Linked DNA regions of Mus musculus: region 1 is linked to region 2. The links are chromatin loops, found by intact Hi-C in ENCODE. Cell type or tissue: left cerebral cortex. All regions are shown on one strand. Each heading gives the region's core, and the rest is flanking DNA. Links, peaks and the distances in the headings are about the cores only. Region 1 overlaps Patj (PATJ, crumbs cell polarity complex component). Region 2 overlaps Patj (PATJ, crumbs cell polarity complex component).

Region 1 (9,276 bases), core at 2,983-6,982, 110 kb before region 2:
AAATCCAAGACACCTTAGGCTGTGGGGAGGGTACAGCTACGATGTAACTAGGAGAGAACTAAAAGGCACATTTTAACCTCAAAAACAAAAAGGCTAGGGGGTCGCATGTAAATGTCTACAGCTGAATCATGTGCCAAGTGGGACTAAGAGCAGTCACCAAGTGTGTCAGCCATTATAACACATGCACACAAATTACCGTGAAAATACTTCATTAAAAAGGTGGTACTGACATCAGTCTTGCAAATAAATATATTTGCTAACTTGCAAAATGTCACCCACTAATACCTCCCCACCAGGAGAGAAACCCCCAGACTTGGCTCTCTGAGGAGTGCACCGTTAACTGCCCTCAGCGTGTGTGAGTGGCGATTCACAACTTAACTTTATAGCAGTGTTTAACTGGATGCACAGAACAACGTTGTGCTAATGAGGTCAAATTGCCACCAGATGTTACCTCTTTTTTTTTTTTTTTTCCTTCTCTAAAATAAACACAGCCGTGTACACGTGCGCACAGGCAATATTGAACACCGAGAGAAAAAAACAGTTCTAAGAAAACACAGGCAATAAAGGAGAGAAAAATTTCTTAATGAATTTCCACCCCACCTTCCATTTTTATTTCACACACATGAAAGCACACTGAAGCTGGTGTTGTGAACATGCAGCACGGAAGATATCATTTCTAAATAACCGTGTATGAAATGGAAACTTTCCCCCAGGAGGCACATAAGGGTGAGAGAGTCAACAACCTGGCTGTTCTGCGAGGTCTTCCGAGAGGCGGCCCAGGAACCGGCGCGGAGTCTCCCAATCTCCAGCTGGACAAGGCCCTGGACACACTTGGGAAGGCAAGAAAATCAGAAGTGCGATGTGGCAGCATTTATGATCTAAAACACTAGTGCAGGCCTTCAGCCATCTCTGCAGCAGAGGTTTACCAGAGGATAACCAGGTCACCAGGCAAAAGGAGATCCAGTCATCCAAACCCCAGACAAAACAGCAACGCAGCACCTTCAAGTGCACTAAATGGATTTGATATCAGTGTGCCTTTCTCCCCTTCCATCTCCCTTCCGTCTGACGAAAGTGATCATAAAGAACGCAACAGTCCGGAAGTGGGAAACAGCAGAGAGGGAAACCCAACAAGAGACAGTTCACAAATCCAGGCCCCTTGAAGAGTGACTGAGAGCTGTACCAGGAACACGATTATTAAACAAACCCTCTGTGTGCACAAACTTCCACAGTTGCTTGAAGATCCACTGGTTGCAACCAGAGAGGAAGGAGTTCCAGGAGGCAGAGCCCCTCAGCTGAGAAGTCTGAGCTGCAGGCTTCCCCAAGCTCACCAGAGCCCAGGGTGGGAGCAACCTGCCCCAGCAGAGCTTAGTGACTCTGCTTTCAATAACCAGTCTAGCTGAGCTTTAGCATTCCCTCCATCACTAAGTTGCGGTTGATTGATACCGAGGAGAGGGGATGGACTCCCTGCTCTAGGAGAGCGCACACTGTCCAATAGGCTGGATTACCAACAAGTCTGGCAGTTAGAGCGCTCACTAACACGAGCAACTGCCTCAAATCTCCAGGCAGCTTCCTCTGTCTGCTTAGCCATCACGATAGCGTTCCTTTAAATCTGTTCTTGGACATTTGGAACAATCACACGTTATATTTTTGTAAGAACATAGCAAAAACATCCAACTAAGGTCAGGCGCACTGGGACAACTTTGTGAGCATTGATCATCATGGCTAGGTGGGAAGCCGCTTAGGGACTCACCTTCAGGATGGTGGCCACTGTCTCCTGTGAGGCGTGTCTCATGTCCTCTCCATTCACAGACAAGATCTGGTCTCCTCGAATTAACCTCCCATCGAGGTCTGCGGCCCCGCCTTTCACAATGTCAGAAATAAACACTCCACTTCCACTCCTGTTAACATCACCAAGCATTGTGGGATTGGCACAGCGAGGTAGTTATGAATTAAAACTGGACATTCTTTATAAAGACTAAAGATCTAAGAACTAGAACTCAGAAGTTCTAAAACCAATCCATCAAGTCCACTGCCATCCACTAACTTTCTAAATAATAAACTTTATGCTTAGATTATGCCCATTTGTGCTATGTATTGTACATCTATCTTTGCCTACTGTACTTCTATTTTTATTGGTGGTGATACAAACTCTGGTGTGTGTGTATGTTTGTGTATATGATTTTGTGATACAAAATAGTAATTTACTTTATTATTATTATTATTATTATTATTATTTTGAGACAGGGTTTCTCTGTGTAGTCCTTACTGTCCTGAAACTTGCTTTGTACACCAGGCTGGCCTTAGAGATTGGCCTGCCTCTGCCTCCCAAATGCTGGGATTAAAGATGGGTACCGCCATTTACTTTTTAAAAGGGCAGAATTTGTGGCCTGGCATATAGAGGTCCAGGGCTGACTGCTTTCTGCTGTGAGTGTGGGTCTGGGGTGACCCCAGCACCCCACACAGACACAAAGTGAGCAAGCTATTCTCCTAGAGAAGAGCCTATAGCTAGTAACTTCCTTTTCATAGAATATGAAATCATTTATTAATTGCTCATATATTTACATTAATGTATTCATGTTTATGTGGATATGTGCATGCCCGCACACTCATGGGCAGCAAGAACAGCATGTGGGACTCGGTACTTTTCTTTCAGCATGTGGGTCCCAGGAACCTAAGAAGTCACCACTGTGTATCCTGAGGGTTAAGAAGAATCATCTGAGGAAGGTGTTTAATCACAGGGACAAGCCACATGTGGCAGAAGATGGCTTTTCCATAGAGGTGTATGAATAACAACAATGGAAGTAAATTCCCTTCCATCCACTCTACCTGGGCAAAACACAAAACACACTCTAAGAACAGGAACAAGTCTGTGCTTTGAAGGAAGTGAGGTCACAACACTCTTGCCTTTTTTTTTTTTTTTTTTTTGAGTTTTCTTAAAAGCACTCAGAAACTTCCTCATATAACTCCATTCTTAAATGTGTTCTGACAATTGAAACCTGTTAATGAGCTGCTATACATTTCTTCCATTCCTTAGTTACTGCAAACATATGCAATAAACATCTGCAAGCACACCTTTAAGGAATTATGGAATTGTTTGTCAAAAGGATTTGTAAACTTTAAGAGATGCATCTGACCCTTCACAATGGAAAGTTTCATGCTGAGGAATATAAACGATCCTTTCAGACCAAGTCTGCAGTGCAGGTGAAGGAGGGTCACCTCATCTATCTATCACCTGAGAGCAAAGAAGAACACTGTGTGTGGTGCTGCACACCAGTCATCTCAGCTAAGACAGGAGTGCTGTGAGTTTGAAACTAGTCTACACAGTGAGCTCCTATCTCAACAAGCAACCCAAACTAGAACCTCCATTCTCTGCTTGGGATGTCCCCAGGTAAGAAGAGAGCAGCTGAGCACTGTCTCAGCAGTTGCTCTGGACTCAAGTGTGTAAGAGAAACCCACAGATACTGCCCTAGGCAGCCACTCTGATCCTTACTGTGGAGCTGAGTGCAGACTCAGCAGCCCAGCTAGAATCAGGTGTGCGCACTGGGTCTAGTTGTATCTCAACATGACACATCTTCAAAACCCATCACTCGTTCACTGTAGGTTTTCTCTTTCAGCGTTTAAAAGCATTAGTCCCCATATGAGGAAAAGGAAAGGATGACCCCGGCTTGAAGGCCCATCCTTACCGTTTCCCAACAATGCTCAGGCCTAGTCCTCGGCCAGTCTTCTTCTGCAGGTCCACAAGGAACACCTCCAAGTTCTCCTCGTCTCTGTACTGTGCTTCATCTCTGTATACCACCAGCCGCACCTTCTGGGGGGTCTGCCTCAGGGCTGTGATGGCTTCTTCATGGCTGGAGCTCCGCAGATCAACCCCATTAACCTGTAACAACAGCCATCCTGAGACGGGTGTCTTACAACAGAGGCTTCAGCCTGCTGCTGCTCCTTGATCCAACCAGTGAGAAATCTCAACAGCGTTCCAACTACATTCCCAGAGTGCACCATGTGAGCATCAGGAGTAGCAGCTGCTTCTCACTTAAAGATGCTACTCCACAAAGAGCAGAGGGTGGGCTGGTGCTGTGGAATATATTTACATAGCTGCGAACTTCATTGTGGAGATAGGGGAGCTGGTGTATGTGTGTGTGTGTGTGGTATTGCATGTGTGTGTGGTATTGCATGTGTATGTGTATGTGGTGTGTGTGCAGTATGCATATGTGTTGTGGGTAGAGTGTGTGTATGGGATGTGGGGTGTGTGTGTGTGTACCCCTATTTATTTACTTATTGAGGTTGAAGAGAAGTAGCTAGTACAGTTATCAGCCCAGTTAGTATCCATGGGCTGTTTGCTGTTATACTTGACATCTTTGCTCTTTTTGATTTGTCTGTTTGTCTTTGACTCTTTGCAATGGTCTTACTGTGTAGCCCTGGCTGTCATGGATATGCTACACAGACCAGGGTAGCCTCAAACTCAGAGATCTGCCGCCTCTGCCTCCTGAGCACTGGGATTAAAGGTCTTCATGGTTACAAATCTGGCTGGCTCTTCACTCTTAATTGCTCAGATTACATCATCTTTAGAAGTGGCCCAGAAGGAAATAAAGGATAGGTGTTTCCAACAGCTTCAAAGAAGCCCTTGAAGACTTCTCATTTGAATCTGATGGCACGGGCACAGAGAGGCTACCACCAGAGAACTATGTTACTGGGGACAGTTAGCAAAGACACAGTTCTGTTGGCAAGTCACACGAATGTGGGCAGCTCAGAGTCCCTGAGTCCCATTCTCTTGTTCTGTTATACGGAGATCTAGCTAACCTGTTTTTCTAAGGAAATATTTCCATAGTGCTTGTAATGCCAGTCCTTATGGATCCACCCCCGGCTTCATTAGTGAACATTAGCTGCATAAATACTTCTGATATCTCCACATATACACATAATGTACTCTGTTCACACTCATCCCCTTATTACCTTCTGTACCAACTCTCTTCCTCATCTTCCTCTTTCCAAATAGTTCCCCTTCCACTCATATAACTTCCTCCCACCTAGACATACAAGACAAACCATGATACTTGACTAAGTCTGACTTATTTTGTATACATGATGCTACCCAGTTCCATCGATTTTTCTGCAAACTTATTTGCTGGATTTCTTGTTCTTTCAGTGTGTGATTTTTTTAGTTCTTCAAATATTCTTAGTATTGACCCTCTGTTGTATAAATAGCAAGCAAAGATTTTTTTTTCTTACTCTCTCTTCTGCTCTGGTTAACAATGTCGTTTGCTATGCAAAAGCTTTCTAATTGGATGCAAATCTGTCCTCCCCCCTTTCCCCTTCTGAGACAGGGTTTCTTTGTGTAGTCCTGGCTGTCCTGAAACTTGCTCTACAGACTAACCTGGCCTGGAATTCAGCAGAGATCCTCCTCCTGCATCTGCCGCCACTGCTTGGTGTCCGTTCATTTCTTTTTTTCCTTTTTTCTTTTTTAAAGGATAGATATTATATATAAGTACACCAGAAGAGGGCATCAGATCTCATTACAGATGGCTGTGAGATGTGGTTGCTGGGAATTGAACTCAGGACCTCTGGAAGAGTAGTCAGTGCTTTGAACCACTGAGCCATCTCTCCAGCCCAGTTCTTTATTTCTTAAGTGACTGGAGTCTTACTCAGAAAGTCAATGCCTATGCCTACTCTTCAGTTGTTTCTCCTCTTTTTCCTACCAGTTTAAAGTCTTGAATTATGACTCTCTTAGTTACTTTTCTATTAATATGATAAGAAGTTACCATGACAAGGCAACTCACAAAAGAAAACACTTACTGGAGCTCGCAGTTCTAGAGGGTTTAAGGCCACGATCATCACAGTGGGAAGATGACTATAGTCCGAAGTCCCAAAGTCTTCCAAAGCCCATCATGGCCCGCCATGCAGTAATAGCCCATTCCTTGATACCAACTTATATCCTGGTTACTTTTCTATTGCTGTGACAAAACTCCATGATCAAGGTAACTCATAAAAGAACAAGTTTATTGGGCTGACAGTTTTAGAGGGTCAGTCTATAGCTACCATGTCCAGGGGTGTGGCAGCAGGCAGGCAGGCAGCAGGCAGGCAGGCAGGCAGGCTTGGTGCTGGAGTAGTAGTTGGGAGCCTTTATCTAATCTACAAACATGAGCTTGAACTTTTGAAGCCTCAAAGCCCACCAGTGACACACCTCCTCCAACAAGGCCACACCTCCTAATCCTTCCCAAATAGTTCTACCAACTAGGGGCCAAGTATTCAGATATATAAGCCCATGGGACCACTCTCATTCAAAGCAACACAGCGGTATTGGATATATATTGAACTGATAAATAGGGTGAAGCAAGAATCTAGTGAATAGCCAGTTTTTTTTTTTTTTTAAACAGACACTGTTTTTCTTCCAGTGTATACTTTTTGTCTATAGCCAAGCATCTGTTTTTGTCTTGGCACTAAGTTGTTTTTATTATAATTGTTATGGATATTTACTCGTACACTGCTTATACCAACACCCTGAAATATACACTGCTACCATTTCCATTTACAGATGAAGAAAACAAGGCATGGAGAGGCTATGGACCTTGACCAATGTCACACAGCTAACAGGTAGAGGAGCAGTCAGCATATGAAACCAAGCTTTTTTTCTTCCCAAATGGATATGTGTGTATGTGTGCACGTGCGTGTGTGTGCATGTGTGTGTGCATGCATGTGTGCGTGCGCACACGCACTAACATACAGAAGACAGAGGTGACATTGACTATCTTCTATTGTTCTTTTCTACCTTATATATTGAGGCAGGGTCTCCCACTTGAATCCAGAACTCACCAGTTTGGCTAGTCTCAGTAGCCGGCTTGCTCTGGGGATGCTCTGTTCCCACCTCTCAGGGCTGGGATTACAGGCCGTGCCTACTTGCTACTTCTGTGGGTGTTGAGGAGCTGAACTCCAACCCTCATGCTTACACAGCAAGTGGCTTGCCCACCAACTCATCACTCTGGTTCCTCACCAAGACAATATCTCTACTCTAGTCCTTTCACCATGCGGTCTCCTAGGTAAGCCTGTGAACAAGTTATTAGAGGAGGCGCCACAGAGTTCAATACACTCGATGTGATTACTGAATTTCTACAAAGAAGAAACTCAGGGGCAGGGTAGCTTTGGACTCAAAGTTAGCCACTCCCTCCAGGTGACATCTTGGCAAAGGCTAAACAAAGGGGAGACTGGCTCCCACGTGGCCAGGTAGAGGCAAGAGTGGAAGAGCTCTTGACATGTGACTTCCACCTCTTGTTCTGATGCAGCCCTGCATGGCCCCTGCCTGTCTTTGAACTCAGCCCCTTCATCTGTTGCAGTAAACACAGGCATGTTTACTGCAGGACAGAGACGGGCGGGCTGCAGAAATCCTGCAGAACTGTTTTCCTTGTGTAGGAAAACACTCACTGCTCCTTCAGGCCACTAAACGCTTTCCTATGTTAGTGAAAAAACCCACCAAACAGAGTGAAGGCCGTGCCTCTAGGAAACTTGAATGGATTACTTTCCTAGGGTCCAATAGATGGCACACAAGACCACTTCTGTTAGTTAAAACACAAAGTAACCAACCTCAAGGACTGAAGGTGGACTTCGTAAGTCTTCTCAAAGGCCTCAGCAAACACACGGATAATTGAAGGCACTGTCATTGAATTCTAACGTTACGAAGACAATCTCTACCAAATTCAGGCACTAAGGGGCCTGCTCAGCTCAGAGCGACTTCAGCCCCGTTTCCACTCGCTCAGGCGGCATGACCACACAAGCAGTGCGGTGCAGCCTGGACACTGTGGCACCATTCCACAGTCCTCAGAAAAGCAGGCTTAGTCACAGCACTGCTCACTTGTGGTGGCAGGAGCAGCCTCCTGCTTGAGAAGGGCTCTTGGAGGTGTCACTGTCATCCTTTCAGTAGGATGGCATGCTACTCTCGGTTTCCTGAGATCAGCTGTCACTCATTCCTGCCACTGTGCTTTCGGCCACAGGCAGTACCTTTGGAGCTGTAAGCCAGATAAGCCTTTTCCCTTAAGCTGCATTTTGAGGTACTCTGTTGTGCCAACAAGATGAATAATTATGAACAGATAACATTCCAGCCATGGCAGACCAGCTTGCAGAACACAGAGGACCCTCCTGAGCAGAAAATGTACTTACAGAAGAAAGCAGGAAAGCAGCTATAACAAAGAGACATAGTAGTTTTTAAAAATGATATTGTGGATGGACTCCAAGGCCCCTCCCACTGAGCCATGTGCCCAGCACTTTAATGTTTCTGACTGGTGTGGTGGCCGCTCTCTGAAAGCTAACAACTGAGAAACAGGTACAGGACTATTAGGAATTCAAGTCTGGCAGCCTCTGCCAGCCTCAACTATAGTCTGAGGCTAGTCTGAGCTACAGAATGAGGTTCGCTCTTAAAACAAAAGCAAATGTGGCTTAACTTGTGCTGATAAGATGCCTGGTTGGGTAAAGTCACTTGCCATCAAGTCTGATGACCTGAGTTTAATCCTCTGAGCGCACATGTACACACGTGTGTTCATATACATTATAGGGAACAGATGAATAAAGGTTAAAAGAGTTTTTGTTTATGTTTTTATTTTTAACTAAATCTCACTGTGTTGACTACCCTGCCCTTGAACACACTCTAAATCTCTGGCAGGCTTTAGACTCATGCAGCCTCCTGAGTGCTGGGACTATAAGCCTGTACCAACAATCCTAGCAGCAATCCTAGCAGTACCTAGTTTCTACTGAGGTATAACTGATATAAAATCAGGTATGTATATTTGCATTAAAAAACTATTTTATATGTATTGGTATTTCACCTACACATATGGCTATGTACCACATGTACGTCTGGTATCCACAGAGGTCAGAAGAGTGTTGGATCCCCCGGCACTCATGTTACAGATGGTTGTGGGTACTAATAATTGACCCCAGGTCCTCTGGTTTTCCCATGCTGTGAAATGCTGAGTCAACACTGAAACTCCTACATTAATATTAAAGCCATTAATCTTGAAATGTCAACTATAACAACACTGAAATGGCTAGAAAATCTAGGAAGAATAAAACAGAAACCAGAAGTCCCCCAAACTTTTGACCACTAAAAACCAGTGTTATTTGCAAATGCATCCATGCTAATTGTCAAAGATGTTCTCCTTGTTATCTCATCTCATCCACTAGGCCTTAATAAGTGCACCGGGGACACCTCCCAAGCCAGGGAGCCACAGACCCATGACCTGCAGAGAAGCCCTGCACAATGACCTGACCTTGATCTGCACTTAGCCGGGATTC
Region 2 (9,276 bases), core at 1,845-5,844:
AAAGAGCAAGCAAGGAAGCCCTGTGACCTGTCACCTCTACATTATGGTCTAAACCTTCTGCCTGCCTGCTAGTTGGGCCACGTTTCACCTGTGCTGGATTCGCACAACAAAACCACACTAGTACGTCAGCAGAGAGAATGCGGCTCCGGCTGGTCCCTCATCTCACACAGCACCAGCTCAGCAAGTACATTACGCAAGTGAAAAGTAAACACAGACAGGTTTGTTTATATGAGACTGGTACAAATAACTGTGCCACAAATTATATGCTGGCGGATGGAAACATTCATATGACAAAGCTGGATGTGATAGGAGGTGCTTTAGGATGCAGGAAGCTGAGGCAGGGGGATCGCCACTTCGATGCCAACCTAAGCTACATATCAAGGTCCTGTTTAAAAAAAAAGAAAAAGAAAAAGAAGAAAACACGAATAAACAAAAACCCCAAAACGTATAATATATATGTGTGTCCAATTTCAGGACTGAAGCGATAGCTAACTGAACCGATGGATGAGGCTGACTGGGCAATGACCTCAGGGCTCCACTTGTCTCTGACCCAGTGCTGGAGTTTCAGACCTAATTCTGGGCTGGAGCTCCCAACTCTGGTCCTCATGCCTCCACAACTTTACCTACTGAGCGCCCCCTCACACACCGCCATCCAGATGCCACATCACTTTCCAGGCTGGTATGACAATTTTGCCGCTGCTTGAGGCAGTATGTCATGTAGCCCATGCTGGCTTCATACTCAGTATGTGGCTGAAGATGATCCTGAACTTCTGACCCTCGGGTCCGATCTCCCAAATGACAGGGTGACTGGGGTGCAACACTTACGCCTGGCACAATCCTCACTTTTCCCTCCCCTGGCAGACAGATATTCAGCAAGAAATGAAGATTGTGCCCTTAGGAAACCTGTTATGTAATCGCCAATTTGTGGCTTAGATCTGAAATGTCCCCACAGCGTCTGCATGAGGACTTGGTTTTTTAATGGGGCTGAGCAAGGGTGTGGGACCTGACTGGATCAAAATGGTTCTCACTGAATCAGTGAAATACTCCATTATGGATTCATAGCTTAAGGGAATTGGAGGAAAGGGTTTTGTTATGAAAGCAAACCCTCTTTGCTTCCTGGCCACCATGGAACAATTTAATATGATTCAAGCTAAGAGCATATTCTGAAGACAGTTAAAAATCACCATGGCAGGAGCCTAAAGGATAAAGTTCAAAGTGATGCTAATAGAGAGGGATAGGTATGCATTTTTTAAGATTAAAGATAAAATAGTTGATAAAAGAGGATACTTTCTTACGTTATATCTATAGGTAGAAGAATATAACAAAGAGAGATGCTTCACTTACTAATTCTTTGGAATTAATAAATGAAAGTTTTACAAGTAAAGTACAAAAAGACATCTAACTCCAACATATAAACTCAAAAACCTCAGGTATATGAGGAAATGCTAAAAAATGCTTCAAAAAGTTCACAATAGCAAATTAAATGGAATATTTAGGGCAGGGGTTGTAGACCAGAAGTGGAGCCCATTATGTGAGACCTTGGGTTCTATCCCTCCTACATCCCCCAAATAAATGCTCTATTAAAATAGCAAATGAGACATTAAATAAATGAGGTTATCAAAAGAAAACACACTAACACCCAGCCAGGCATGAAAACTATCAATAGCCTCCACAGAGGTGAAAACACACACAGGGGTTGTAGTGCTGGTAGTCACGGCCACTCCAAACAACCCTCAGTCTTGCTATATGCAGCTGCCCAATGTGACATAGGTGCTGTCTCAGGGTTACCATTGCTGTGATGAAACACCATGACCAAAAGCAACCTGAGAACAAAGGGCTTATTTCATTCACAGTTCCATATAACAGCAAGGACAGGAACTTAAACAGGGCTAGAACCTGGAGGCAGCAATTGATGCAGAAGCCATGAAGGGGTGTTGCTTACTGGCTTGCTCAGCCTGCTCTCTTATAGAACCCACATGTGCATTCAAATTCCATATGCTTTATATGCTGGCTCTTTATGAAACATACAGAAATGTACAGTGAGGGAATCAACATAAAATCATGCTACTATGCTATTTTACAACAGCAGCAGCAGCAACAACAACAATAAACTCACCTGGTCGTTCTGAAAGATTCAAGATGAAATTGATCAAAGTGGATTCAACTGTTTAGCTGTGTAAGTCAGTCATGACAAAGACTCTCCTTTGGTAAACCTCTATGGTCTCCAACGGAGAGAACTAACTGTGTGATGCCCAGGCACTCTGAATGAACATTGAATGGACTCTTAGAGCTGAGGTGGTAAACAGAATTAAGTTTAAATGCCTGCTGAGTCACTGTGTCTCGAGTTTGTGGATCTTTTTTACATGCCAAACCTATCTGTCAAAGTAAGGTCTCCTTAAGAGCACATGTTCCCTAAAATAACCTCAAATACAGGTGTCCAGATAATGCACAGGGAAGGAAGAGAGAACCATGCTCTTGTTTTCAATGCTTAGTTAATGATGTCTGAAATGAATTTTGAATTGATGACAAAGCTGTTCTTTTCTTCTTAATTTCCTCTGCCATGAGGGAAACTGCCATTTGAAAGTAAGTAATGCTTTTCTCCTGATGACATTAAGAAGAAACAAAAACCAAAAAGTACTCAGTCTCCACTGGGATTCCCAAGGAAGAGGCCGACACCATCCTCTACCTTTCAGGTTGCTTCTCTTAGTTACTGCCAGCGAGGGTACCAAGCACAGCTCGAGGCGCAAGGGAGCACTGCTCAACCAGTGCTGCCTGTGGATGCAAAGCACAGAGGCAGCTTGAAAACTGGCGTTCAAGTCGCTCCAGCTAGGGATGGTGAAAAAGCTCTCAGGACTGCAGCGCCTGGGCAGTGTACCAGCAAACTTGAAGACAGGATAGCCAAACATCACCAAAAGTGGTCAAAAGTCTCTCGTGTTTTTCAAACATACGCATCCAAAGCCCTACTGTTAACCTAATGCACCTCAAAACCTGATTCTCATATTAATCAGGTAGGGTCTAAAATGTAGATTTGTTAATCTTACTTCGTGAGACTAGAAGGTTAATTTTCCCGGCCTGAGTTTTCAATTGCCACAGTTACACACTCACTGAGTCAATGAACAAATATGAATGGAATCCACTTCGCAGTAAAGTTGTAAAACCAAAGGAACTCATCCCATGAAATCTGTCACATATACACACATGACTAGTTATAACTCTGAGAAATAAAAGCTTCAAGAAAAAAAAAACCTAGGGGCGGAAACTATTTATTTATTTATTTATTTAGTGCCTCCTCCCCAGGAGTCAAGCTCAGAGCCTTACATATGTGATAATACCCAATACTGGAGCCACACCCTAGTCTCCACCACCTATTTAGTGAGTGAACAGGAAGATGAATAGTGTCCACAGCTGCAGTCAACTGAAGATAAGACTAGTTGGTACACAGTGCTGGAGCCCTGGGCCACTTCAATGACTCTGCATCAAGCTTGCTCCAGTGCTAACTTACTTAATGCTAACAGACGAACTAACAGATGTAACATCCAGTCACGCCCTGGACTTTTCACTTTTATAGACAGAGTGGAGCATCTTGCATCACTTGAGGGTTTACTGACAGTTTGTGGGGCGCCTGGCAAGTTGCAGAGGTGCTGGTGAATCTTCCACTCCACTTTCTTCTCCTCTGGAAAGAATGATCTATCATCTCCGTGTTCCAGACTTTAGAAAGAAGGCTCAAGTCTTAAGTCCCTTGCCAAGGGTGAGCAGCCGGTAGCTGATGAGGTTGTCGCCCAGCTCTAATTGAGTTCTTGTTCATTCAGCCCACTGCTGCCAGTGCTTTGGTGTGCTAAGCTCAGGCTACACCGACTGAAAGGCACACGCACAGGCTGCCCTATGGCTCTTCAACTGCTCTGCAACCATCCCAACACCACTCCCAAAGGACAGAAAGCCTATTTCAGATCTAAAGTCACAGTGTTGTTCCAAAGAATGCCTCTTTCACTTAAAAGTGGCACCATTCCATCTTTAGATTTATATTCAAAATGTATTACTGTTAGGGATGTGGTGGTGGTGGTGGGGGTGAAGTTCAGTGGCAGAGTGTGCTTCGCACGTCCTAGGCCCTGGCATCTCTCCAGAATAAAGCTTATACTTAGCAACAGCAGCATGGCCAAATGCCAGCTCAGGACACTCGACTAACATTTCAGCCCCTGCATTTGTTATCCTACAACTTATTTTTAGATTCACAGCTTGAAGAGGATAAAAGAAGACGATTCTACTTCTTTGATATACTAATTTCTGTATTTTCCCCATCCCTGGGAAAGATGAAACAAACCGTGTAACTGAATTCTGTTTTACAGAGAAAGAAGACTTTAGAGGAAAGGCCTTATAAAAGGCCATGAAGTTGGCATATCCAAAACTTAAAATAAATTGCTCTCTACTAGCTCATCTTACATTCCCCTAATGCTGTTTTTAAGAGAGACTTTAGGTCTGTCCCTCAGTCTGAGGTGCTATGTTTAGAAATCCTACCTCCTCACAATAGCTCCTCACATGAAGGCGACCTCACCACTCGCTCTGCCCCTGAGTCCTTCCCACACGGATGGTATGATTGACAGGCAGCTGAGACAATTCAGCCAGAGCTCGGTTGGGTCTCCTGCACCCATGGGGTCCAGTCTGTTCTGCTTGCCCTTAGATGATGGGGGATCAGTGGCAGTTCCGAAGCTCCCTCCACACTTTTCTTATTCATTCTAGCTTTCTCTTTGAGATAGGTCCTGCTGTGTGACACAGGCAGGCCTTAAGCTCAGGACCCTTACGTCCTCTTTAAGGAGCTGCAGCAGCGCTCACCCAGCCTGTCCACCTGGGGACTGGTCAGTGTAGTCACTGCCAGCGCTCAGCACGCAACACCCCAAACACAGCAGTTGGCCCAAGAGAAGTGCACTAGGAGCTGCTGATAAAACTGCAGAAGAGAGTCCTGCTACTCAGCCCCTCAGGCAGGTCACTGGACCCAGAACTCCTCTTTCTTGATTGAAGCCAAGGATGGTTCCTCTCTGACTTACTCCCTCTCTCTATTACGTGAGGGAAAGAACTAGGGAGGCAAGAACCAGAGGACAGGGCATGTAGAATTCCACCTAGTGTGGCACCATCAGACCATCTTCTCCAATCATCTTTCTGTTTGCCTGTCTTTAAAGACAGTTTTCTGATATTTTGGATCTTCATTTCTAAAGGATCCAGTGTCATGTGAAATTTTAGATCAATAAATATTGTGACTGGGACCAGAGAAATGGGTTAGAAGGCAAAAAATGCTTGTTTCCAAGTTTGGCAACTGAGTTCAGTTCCCAGGATACACATCATAGTAACAGAGAACCAACTAACTCAAGCAATCCTCTGACCGCCATGTGTACCCCATTGCACATGAACAATAAATAAACTACGAAAAGTTTTTAAAAATGTTCTCTGTTAGTTTGACTTTTTGTCACAGTCGTCTTTGCTATGAACCTTTTGATGGGCAATACAAAGATACAACTCTTCCCCCATACTACATATTAAATGTGGTGCTTTTGAAAAGAAATAGTGACTGGGCCCCAGCTGATGAGATTCCACACTGGTGAACCCGGGCATTGATTATGAACCTGTTTCCATGAGAAGGTACCGATGTGATTCCTGTGGGTCACCATAGAATCTTCTCCCATGCAATGCAGTACATTTCCCAGTAAAGATCCTGACAGTCAATCATGATAATCCAGATATCAGGTTGAAGGCAGCCCTTCACAAGTACCATCTCAGCAAAATTCCCTGTCTCTACTACCACAACTCAGGATTAAATACGAGATTCCTTTGGGCCACACAATGAAGAACTTTAAAATCCTAGCCACTTCTTGCTTCCTCCCGACGTTCAAGTACATCCTCCACCAATCCCAGAGACAAGCAATTCCCAGTAATTGTATTCTAGTCAGTAGGTTTAATGAAAGGTGAACTATAGTTTCAAAAATGGGGAAAGAAAAGTCAAGTTAGCATGTTGGCCAACCATCAAACTCAGTGTGTATCTCTGAAGCATCAGGACAACATTCCCTAGCTCTGAAATTTCAATTCTAGGCTGCCAGTCAGCACATGTCTGGAGCCTCAGACATGTGGTTTTACAGCAAGGGAACCCCATGTGGGGCTGAGCTCAGGCTACCACAAGTCCTTTCCATGACAACTAGCATGAACACCGTGAGCAATGTATTATTATCAAGTGGTAGAATTGAGCATACTGTTTTGTACTAATATCCAGCCAGACTCTCTCATAAAATGACAACTTAAAATTCATATATTCTTTTCTGTATACACAAACATATATACATATCCAGACATAAAAAAAATCACAAATTAAATACTAGTTTTAAGCAACAAAAGGTTGTTATAAGATACAGAATCTTACCACATCTGATTACAGTCTGTGTTCTTCATTGTGGTGCTGGGGTGAACCCAGGCTTCCTACATTCATGCTAGACAAGAATGAACCATTTAGAAACCAGCTCAGTTATACCATCCTTTTGTTTATTTATTTATCATTTACTTATTTATCGAGACCATATCACTGCATTGCCTATGTCCCTGAAGAGTTTCTTGAATTCAAGAATCTACCTCCACCACCCAAGAAGCTGAGACCATGGGTACCCCCAAACAGCAAAGGCTCAACTGTTTTGTTGACGTTTTTATTGCGTGCATGACAAGCTCCCTACTTCCCAAAAATACAGAGCTTGACACCTGAGAAACTGGCAGAAACAAGGTCACTCATTGCCCTGAAGCAGGAAATGATGCCTAGAAAGATTTTTTGATCAATTCTCAAGCAGGTTGTTAGGGTCACTGCAGAGATGCCCAGTCTACACTGGGCCTAGGAGCATGTTTCCCTGAAAACACAAGGCTTCAGAGGCGACCCTACACAAACACAGTGGCCATGTTTATCACCATCAGAACACACTCCAAGACGATTTTTATATTAAGTTTATTCCTTTCTTTGGAACTTATTTCCTCTCAAAAGTATTCAATAAAGCTGTTTTATTTCTTCAGTTATTCTGTACCAGTACCTAAGATGGAAAGATATTGTTTCTCTAAACACCTCCACAGAATTGTCCCTTCAAACAAGAGAAGCGACGAGGAAATAAGTATCCATCTTCCCTGTAACCCTGACTCACGCACATACCCTGAATGAATATCAGATCAGTATCATTGGATAGAACAGTTTTATAGCTCTGCTCAGCAGTGAAGTTTGTTTTAAACTTGGATGTTTCCACTCCCGTGATGACGTTATTTGGAAAAACAACAACAAAGACAACCCCCGCCCCCGCCCCCTAATCGCCAGTTACTCATAATTCTCTATCAACACACCAGATGTCTTTTCCTTGTCCAAGAAAGCCAGAAGGATTTCTCTAGTGGGTCTTGGAGTGCTTTGCCATCAGCACAGGATATTAGGTGTTGCTAAGTAACAAAGCCTTTCTCCCAGAAAGACACTTAATTCAAGCCACTGCCTAGTATTTTAATAGCAAATGCTCAACGCACTGGAATAAAGACTCAAGGCAGTTTCAGATGGTTTAGCTACTTGATCTGCTTCCAATAACACAGGCACACAAAGGCAGGATTATAAACATTTTTGCCTGTGCAGTAAGTACAATAATGTCACTTGTTAAAATCAGTTATGATGGAAATCCCAGTCTTTTTTTTTTCTTATTTAATAAACAACCTTTAATTTTCAGAGTTAGTGCACACAAGCTTGAAAAGTAAAAATATCTGAAGGAAAAATCACAGCACAGAAGAAACAAAATGGTAGCTCAAGTGGCAAATCTCAGGTGAAAAGTCACACCTAACAGAAAATGATAACAACATATTAGTGTAAAGAAACTGATATTACAACCAAAAATGCAGGCTATGTAGTATAGTCAATATTTTTGCCAGCATGCATGCAGGCTTGATAATGTTATACAAATCTATATGGGAAATTAACAATCAGAACATGAAACCATGAAGCCATTAAGCACAAGAGTAATGAATATACATGTTGCTCTTATGTGCTAGACAGTGCTCCTAGGATGGACAGCTGAACTCCTCTGGTTTTTATGAAGATTCAGATAGGAAGGAATCCTCAGATTTACCAAAAGGGAGGTAAAGCAAGGTGAGAATAATGGATTTCAGTGTGACACAGAGCCAGAGAGTTGGCCTCTGAAACCCAAAATAATGTATAGATGGAAGAGATGGCCAAAACTACACAGTATTTCTATTTTAAATAATTTCCTTCCCTTTACACATAAAAACTGATTCTGTGTTAGATACAAAAATAAAATTAAATTAAAAATAATAAAATAAGAGAGACAACTTGAGCAAGAATCATTATTTTCTGAAGACAGCACACAAGGTATGTGTAAGAGTGTGGGTGGTCTCCACTAGGAGAGATATCTACAGTTTTCCCACTAGGTGCATCAAAACTAAACAAATCAACATGCTTACAAAAAAACTTACACGAGCTTTATACTAGTAATAAAGTTAAAGTGAACCTTTCTTGTTAGACATAATGGTTACCATTTGGCACACTCTAAATCATCGATGGGAACCTTGACAAGACGCATTTACAGTAAAACAACAACACACAACAACAACAACAGCAAAACAACCCAAACACATAAGAAAAATGAGACAGAGAAGCAGAAAGACTTGATCAACAGGCTGGGAGTGCTTTATTGGCACAGAAAGCCTCAACTTCTCCTCAGCATGAAGGTTATTCAAGCTTGGAGAGGTGGAGGGACAGGTACGCACACGCACATAGATGCACAAACACACACACAGACACACATAGACACACACAGAGCTACCAGGAAATTCCAGCTATGTTTTGCAGTTGGCCTGGAAGCAGGGTGCTTGTTTCATCCGGGAACATCGATTCCTTGCTCAGCTTCTCTAGCACAGGAGTCCAGCTGTGTGCTCCTGCAGCTGTATTTTTAAGTAGTGCATATGTGTGTATGGAGTGACAAACTATTTAGGAATGAAAAAAAAATAAAAGAAAAATAATGTATAGATGAAAGAAATGCAGAAAAACTCAGTTATTGTTAAATCTTGGTAGACATGATAATACATGTCTTAGTTAGGAGTACTATTGTTATGATGAAACACCATGACCCAAGCAAGTTGGGGAGAAAAGGGTTTATTTGGCTGGCACTTCCATATTGTAGTCCATCACTGAAAGAAGTCATGGCAGGAATTCATTGTGGGAGCCTGGAAGAGCTGATGCAGAGGTCATGAGGGGGGGGGGGCATGTGTTGCATA

What was found. Peaks named below come from ENCODE experiments on the same cell type or tissue, not always from the same donor. Only the 100,000 strongest peaks of a DNase experiment are listed, where the experiment ranks them.
Region 1: a loop joins it to region 2, with 2.0 times the contacts of the local background. A loop is called at or near these places in 2 of 42 quality-filtered maps.

What each region holds. Positions count from the first base shown.
Region 1 is chr4:98,668,795-98,678,070 of GRCm38, reverse strand. It overlaps Patj (PATJ, crumbs cell polarity complex component), which reads right to left. Exons shown (of 44, transcript NM_172696.2): 36 at 3,684-3,877; 37 at 1,751-1,898; 38 at 744-830. Among named protein-coding and RNA genes, the nearest start is that of Gm35137, 26 kb to the left of the region's middle. In left cerebral cortex, for the core only: a CTCF peak has its summit at 5,476 (motif pointing right); no DNase peak of the experiment used is centred there.
Region 2 is chr4:98,558,538-98,567,813 of GRCm38, reverse strand. All of the region lies in intron 27 of Patj (PATJ, crumbs cell polarity complex component), which reads right to left. Among named protein-coding and RNA genes, the nearest start is that of Gm40210, 16 kb to the left of the region's middle. In left cerebral cortex, for the core only: no CTCF peak of the experiment used is centred there; a DNase peak (open chromatin) is centred at 4,077.